Regions from separate parts of the Mus musculus genome. Here region 1 is linked to region 2. Evidence: chromatin contacts called from ENCODE Hi-C or POLR2A ChIA-PET data. All regions are on one chromosome and are shown on one strand. Each heading gives the region's core, a stretch centred on a gene start or an enhancer-like site at or near the end of the contact. The rest is flanking DNA. Distances are from core to core; before and after follow the strand shown. Region 1 holds the start of Aebp1 (AE binding protein 1). Region 2 overlaps Dbnl (drebrin-like).

The links. Hi-C counts contacts between places; a loop is a spot of excess contacts on that map. ChIA-PET counts read pairs that join two places held with the same protein, here RNA polymerase II (POLR2A).
Region 1: a loop to region 2 is called in a map of T-helper 17 cell, with 2.3 times the contacts of the local background. The contact joins the promoter of Aebp1 here to the enhancer-like site in region 2. A Hi-C loop is called at or near these places in 2 of 37 maps with a recorded cell type or tissue (T-helper 1 cell and T-helper 17 cell). POLR2A ChIA-PET finds 5 or more read pairs at or near these places in 2 of 5 experiments (Patski and embryonic stem cell).

Annotation. Positions count from the first base shown.
Region 1 is chr11:5,860,366-5,863,148 of GRCm38, reverse strand. Aebp1 (AE binding protein 1) reads right to left here and starts at 1,283. Exons shown (of 21, transcript NM_009636.3): 1 at 751-1,283. The coding sequence starts at 997.
Region 2 is chr11:5,793,892-5,796,781 of GRCm38, reverse strand. Dbnl (drebrin-like) reads right to left here. Exons shown (of 13, transcript NM_001146309.1): 4 at 2,471-2,545; 5 at 1,188-1,334; 6 at 1-36. Among named protein-coding and RNA genes, the nearest start is that of Dbnl, 6.9 kb to the right of the region's middle. Within about 2 kb of position 1,302, at least 3 of the 3 ENCODE cell types and tissues checked have a DNase peak (open chromatin) inside an H3K27ac peak, as active enhancers do.

The DNA of each region.
Region 1 (2,783 bases), core at 34-2,533, 66 kb before region 2:
AAACACACAGGCAGCTGGCTGAAACACAGGGAATACAGCAAAACATGCAGCAGGAGCAGGGTCACTTGGCAATGTCCAGAACGTCTTGGTTGCTGGAGGCAAAGTGTGCAGGGAGGTGAGGGTAGGGAGAGCAGGACAGATCTACAGCAGTGGGGGCCGGAGGGGGAGTGGCTGACCTCAGGAATGATGAATGGTGCCTTACAGTCTCCTGGGAGAGAGATCACAAGATCCGTTGCCACTCTCCAGAGGGCCATGAAAAACAGCTAAGATTTACTGACAACGATTGCATAAGAGGCTCGGGGTTGCATGCCTCCGGGATGCTATCACCTCGCTTAGTTCTGACCATCTCAGACTGCCCACTTTCACCTGGAAGTCTTCCTCACCCCGCTCCCCTGTCTGTGTTCCTGTGGGAGAAGAGGAGGCAAGCAGATGCCTAGGCTTGAAGCTTGCCACTAAGAGACTAGGGCCAGTTCGGAGAGGCGAATCACAATTTCCCACTCGTCCAAACCTACACTCTCTTGAGACCTGGGATGAACAACTTGGGCGACCTCAAAAGCCCAGCGCCACCCTATGCTGAACACACACCTCCAGGTTTCCAAACTCCAGGACAGAACTGCTGCCTGGCAGTGTGTTGCCTTGCGTTGCCTTGGAGAGACATTCCTCACGGGGCAGCATGGGAAGTGGCTAGACCCTCCAGAGCCCCTGTATGCTCACTTGATGCCATGGCCACCCATGTCACCAGGTTCTCACCTTCTACATCTGCCCGCTGCTTGCCCCCTGCCTTGGATTTGCGGGGACGCTGGGTGGGTTCGGGAAGCGGCTGGACTTCCACGTCGTCTTCCCGGGGCGGGGACTGGGTCTCCAACTCCGAAAGGAAGCCTTCGAGGAACTCCTCGATCTCGTCGTCCGTCAGCACCGTCTGTGGGTTCCCCTCAGGGCACAGCGTCAGCAGTGCCAGGAGGCCGCAGAGCAGGGATGCGGTGCGCACTGGAGCCATGGCTCTGGGCACGCGCGGGAGCCGGGCGGGCTTGAGCAGGGACTTGGGTGGCAGGGGCAGCGCCCCGCGTAGGGGCGGGAAAGGGCGCGAGGAACGTGGGCGTCAAGGGTATCCAGAAAGCGGTGGGAAAGGGAGATTCAAGGAGAGCAAGGGGCTCCAGGAGAGGTTCTGGCGGGCCCAGCTCCGGCAGCAACTGGGCGCTCCTGCCCCGCGTGGCTGGCTCTCACGCGGACCGCCCTCCAGAGCGCTTGCGACGGCCTGGCCGGGGCGGGGGCTTCGGGTTTCCGGAGGGGGAGGAGGAGGAGCCGGCCTTGGACCGGGGGCTGCGGGGGAGGGAGGCGGAGCAGCACGGAGCCCAGACTAATAGCAGCGTCAGCGCCCAGTTTAGAGGGTCTGGGTGCAGGGCGCCTAGCGGGGAGGAAGGCCTGGGAGAAAAGAATGCAACAGTTATGGGGAAGGGAGTGTGCGGAGTCTAAGGAGACCTGTGCTCTAACCCGCTGTGCCCTTTGCTCTGAGCCCAGGGAGATTGCTAGGGGAGGGAGGGAGTAGGGCCCTCGAGGGTACTGGCGATCACCTCCTTTCCACTTTCTGGAGGTTAGCTCTTCAAAGTGTCACCTGCTGTGTGCTTGCACAGGTGTCACCTTTGTCCAGTTATCACCAACATCCCAGGTCTTTGGAGCCAATTTTTGCGAGGAAGGCTGTGAAAAGCTGTTCTCAGCAAGCTGCTGTCCTTATGGAGATAGGAGCCCCACTTCAGAGCTCAGGGCTCAGGTCCCAATGTGGAGTAATAGCTATTTCTCTCCTTCCTCTGACCAGAAGCGGTTAAAACAACAAATTGTTTACAACAGCTTCAGCTATGGCTTCTAGAATACAAACGTTGGCTGGCTCATAATGGCCATCATAGCTAAGCCCAGGAATGCCAGAGCATTTACCCATGAAGGATTAAAGATGTGAACGTGGGCTTGTAGCAGCCATAGGTCCAGGGCAGTGGCAGGCAGCTTTCAACCAAGGTGGGGAGGCACTCTGATAAAAAAGAATAGCGACCCCCAGATGATTGACATGGGAAAGTTTACATCTCAGCTGGAAGAGAAAAAAGAAAAAGCAGGTCAAGAAACACCAACACGATGCCACCTCCTCAGTCTTTCACCCTCACCCTCACCCTCTCTGTCCAGCATGAGCAGGGAGAAAAAGGGGAAATTTTCGGGTACTGGGCTCTGTAACCCACTGCTCTCAGGGAGTAGGCAAGCCCCTCCCGGCAGTCTCCTTTCTGGCTCTCCTTGAGGAAGCATGGAGACTATGCCAAGAACTGATGTGTGTGTGAGTGTGTGTGTGTGTGTGGGGGGGAGGGTCTAACCCATCTTAGCCCTCCTAGCTGTCTGACTCAGCAGGGGAACTCCGTGTCCACAACTTACTATACGCATATTAAATGGACCACCTTTCTGGTTTATTCGATTTTTTTGAGACAGAGTTTCTCTGTGTAGCTCTGGCTGTCCTGGAACTTGCTCTGTAGACCAGGCTGGCCTCGAACTCAGAAACCCACCTGCTGCTGCCTCCCAAGTGCTGGGATTAAAGGTGTGCACCACCACTGCCCGGCTAAATGGACCACTTTGTGCTGTGCCTAGCACACACGATCAGCCCTTGCATCCCACAGGCTGTTGGTCCTCATCCACTTTGCTCCCCCTCCCCCATCCCGGGACAATCCTCTCACAGCTAGGCCTCCCCATGAGAGACTTCAACCTGGTCGCAGAGCAAGAGTAAAGCAAGTCTCACTCATGGTCACCCTCTG
Region 2 (2,890 bases), core at 53-2,552:
CTCAGATATGGCATTGGTCTTCTGGTACACAGAGCCCTAGAGACAGCATAGTACACGCTAGAGGTCTGGCCCCATGTGGAACGTCACACATCCCATGAGGCAGGGTAAAGGGAATCTGTCAGCTCTAGAGAGCAGGTGAAAGCTACTAGGACTGCATCTGGTAGGCTCAAGGGAGCCTGGCCCGCCACCCATGAGAGGAAACAGCAAGATGTTCAGAAAAAAGTCTAGGAGCACCCAAGAGGCTGAGGCAGGTTTTTTTTTTTTTTTTTTTTTCCAGTTTTTCGAGACAGGGTTTCTCTGTATAGTCCTGGCTGTCCTGGAACTCACTCTGTAGATCATAAGCCAGGCTGGCCTCGAACTCAGAAATTCACCGAGGCAGAAGGTTCTTGAGTTCAAGGCCAGCCTAGCTTATGGACCAAGTCCCTGTCTCAAAAAAACAAAAACAAAATACGAGCTGGAAAGATGGCTCAGCTGCCAAGAGCACTTACTGCTCTCACAGAGGACCAGGTTCAGTCCCCAGCACCCACATGGAGTAGACTCTTTAACTCCAGTTTCGGAGGATCCCACATGCTTTTCTGTCCTCTGCAGGCACAGTACACATGTAGTGCACATACATATATGCAGGCAAAACACCCATACATACAAAATAAAAATAAAAGCCAAGGGAACCCATGCAGCAAGGTCCTGGCATCCTGAGAACAGTGGGTATATGCAAACATTAGTGTCTCTGGTGGAGCTGGTCCTCGCTGATGGGCACAGAAAAGGATTCTTATCCGAGACTCCTGGCAGCGCTAAAGCAGGCTGCTCCTCTGACAGCTGTCAGCTGACAGCATCCAGGAGAGTCACCATGGAGCCCAACTGTATGACTAATAAGTGGTTTGCAGCCATGAGCTCCACGTGATGCCAGAAATGCATGCCTGTGTGGTTTCAGGCTCCATAATAAAGCCAGCAGACACGTTCCACAATGGCTCCTACCAGGGACCATCCAAGTCATGCAGACACTGGAGCCCCTGTGGACGGTCTCAGCTGCAGGGCCTTTGCCAAGCCCGTGGGGGTGGTGCCCAGCAGGGTTAGGATTACCATCTAAAGACCCCAAGCAGGAGGAATGTAGTTACCTCGACATTAGGAACTACATTTCTGGTCCCCACTCTCAGGCATGGAGGAAGATAATGGTGGGCGGGACTCACCACTGGGGCCTGCGGCCCTACATCCTGGAAGGAGGTGCTTTCCTTATGGAAGCTGTAGTTGGCCCCAGAGGCCTTGGCAACCTTCTCCATGATGCACTCAGGCTCCACATCCTCCTCGGCCCGGGCATTGATGGTCACGTGGGCACCCTGGCACAAAAGCAGCACTTAAAGCACAGGCTTCGCAGGGTTAGGAGAGGGCGGGCCCAAACCCTACTTGTCCACACAGTAAAGGCCACTGCTGCACACAGACCCACAGCAGGAGACACCAGGGCCCGCTCTCCCCAGCTGTGGACCTTAGAGTTCCTGACATCAGGCCCCACACTCCAACTGTGGATGCTATCTAGTTCCTGCTGAGTTCCATCCCTGCTCAGGCACCTGCCATCCATTCCTGTGGCCTCATTAACTGTTGTTATACGTCTGACATGTTTGGGAGCTCACTGAGGATGTAGGCTCAGTAGCAGAGCACTTGCCTAGCCAGCACATGAGACGATATCTTTGATCTGAGCACTGCAAAAACCTTAAAACTTAATTAAAAGCTTAGATGCTTCTGTCACCCACCAGATGGAAGGACTAAGGAATGTCTAAAGTCATGGAGGCAGAAACTGAAGCCAGTCTCAAGTCTTCCCACCAGGAACCAAGGACATGCAAAAAGTCAGCTGAAAACTGAGTTATAAATTGTGATTGAAAAGTGTCTTGGAAATTGGAAAAAATTACAGCTGTAGCATGAGTGACAATGGTTGTAATAACAGGTAGGGACGGAATGCATCAGAGGACAGACAGGGCTCAGAGGGTACTTGGGGCAGGGCATCAGAGGGTACTTGGGGTAGGGCATCAGAAGTATATGTGGGCAAGGCATTGGCAGCTTGTTCCTTCCTCCAAATCTTGCTGCTGTTTAAACACCACTCCCCCCTTTTGCTTTTAGTTTTATGAGACAAAAGGCCTCACTGTACAGCCCTAGTTGGCCTGGAACTCAAAGAATCTGCCTGCCTCAGCCTTCTGAGTGCTGGAATTAAAGGCTGGAGTCACTACACCATTTGCTGATAATCATTCGGACAGAGCAATCATAGCAATACAAAATCTAGTACTCAGTCCCCGTATTCCATCGGTGCTGGAGTGGTCCTTACCTTGCCCACACTGAAGCCAGCTAGAGGTGGCTCTGCCCATCCCTTGCTGTCTAGACAGAACATTAGTTACAGCCCCGCTCCTAATTTCAGCCCCTTTCCAGTTCACCTGGACCAAGACTAGATCTTGCAAGGCCCTGCAGGGCTTGGTTCAGCACCTACCTTCAGGAAGTTGGCCATGGTGCTGACGTGGTTGGCACATGCTCCTTTCCGCACATCATTCACACCCTCTCCTGTCTGCAACACAAGCACAAACTGCGTGAACTAGGCCTCCTCCAAAGCCACTTCCTGGCCCATATTTCCCAGGAACCCAACAGTTCCCTCTTTCTCCTAAGTGATACTCTCTAGTCCCCATTCCACACCAAAGCCAAAGCCATTCTCCCAAATAAGTCACATAGATGAGATCGGTCCTTGTACTTCCCAAGGAGCTCAGGGTGTTCTCTGAGAAGTATGGTTGCTGGCTTCCCTCGTGGGAACAGTTCTCACACACTCCGGACCCCTCCCCCACATCCTGCAGAAATGAATGGGAGGGTGAATTCCAAGCAAAGCCAATCCTTGGTTCACAACGGTGAACAGTCTAGT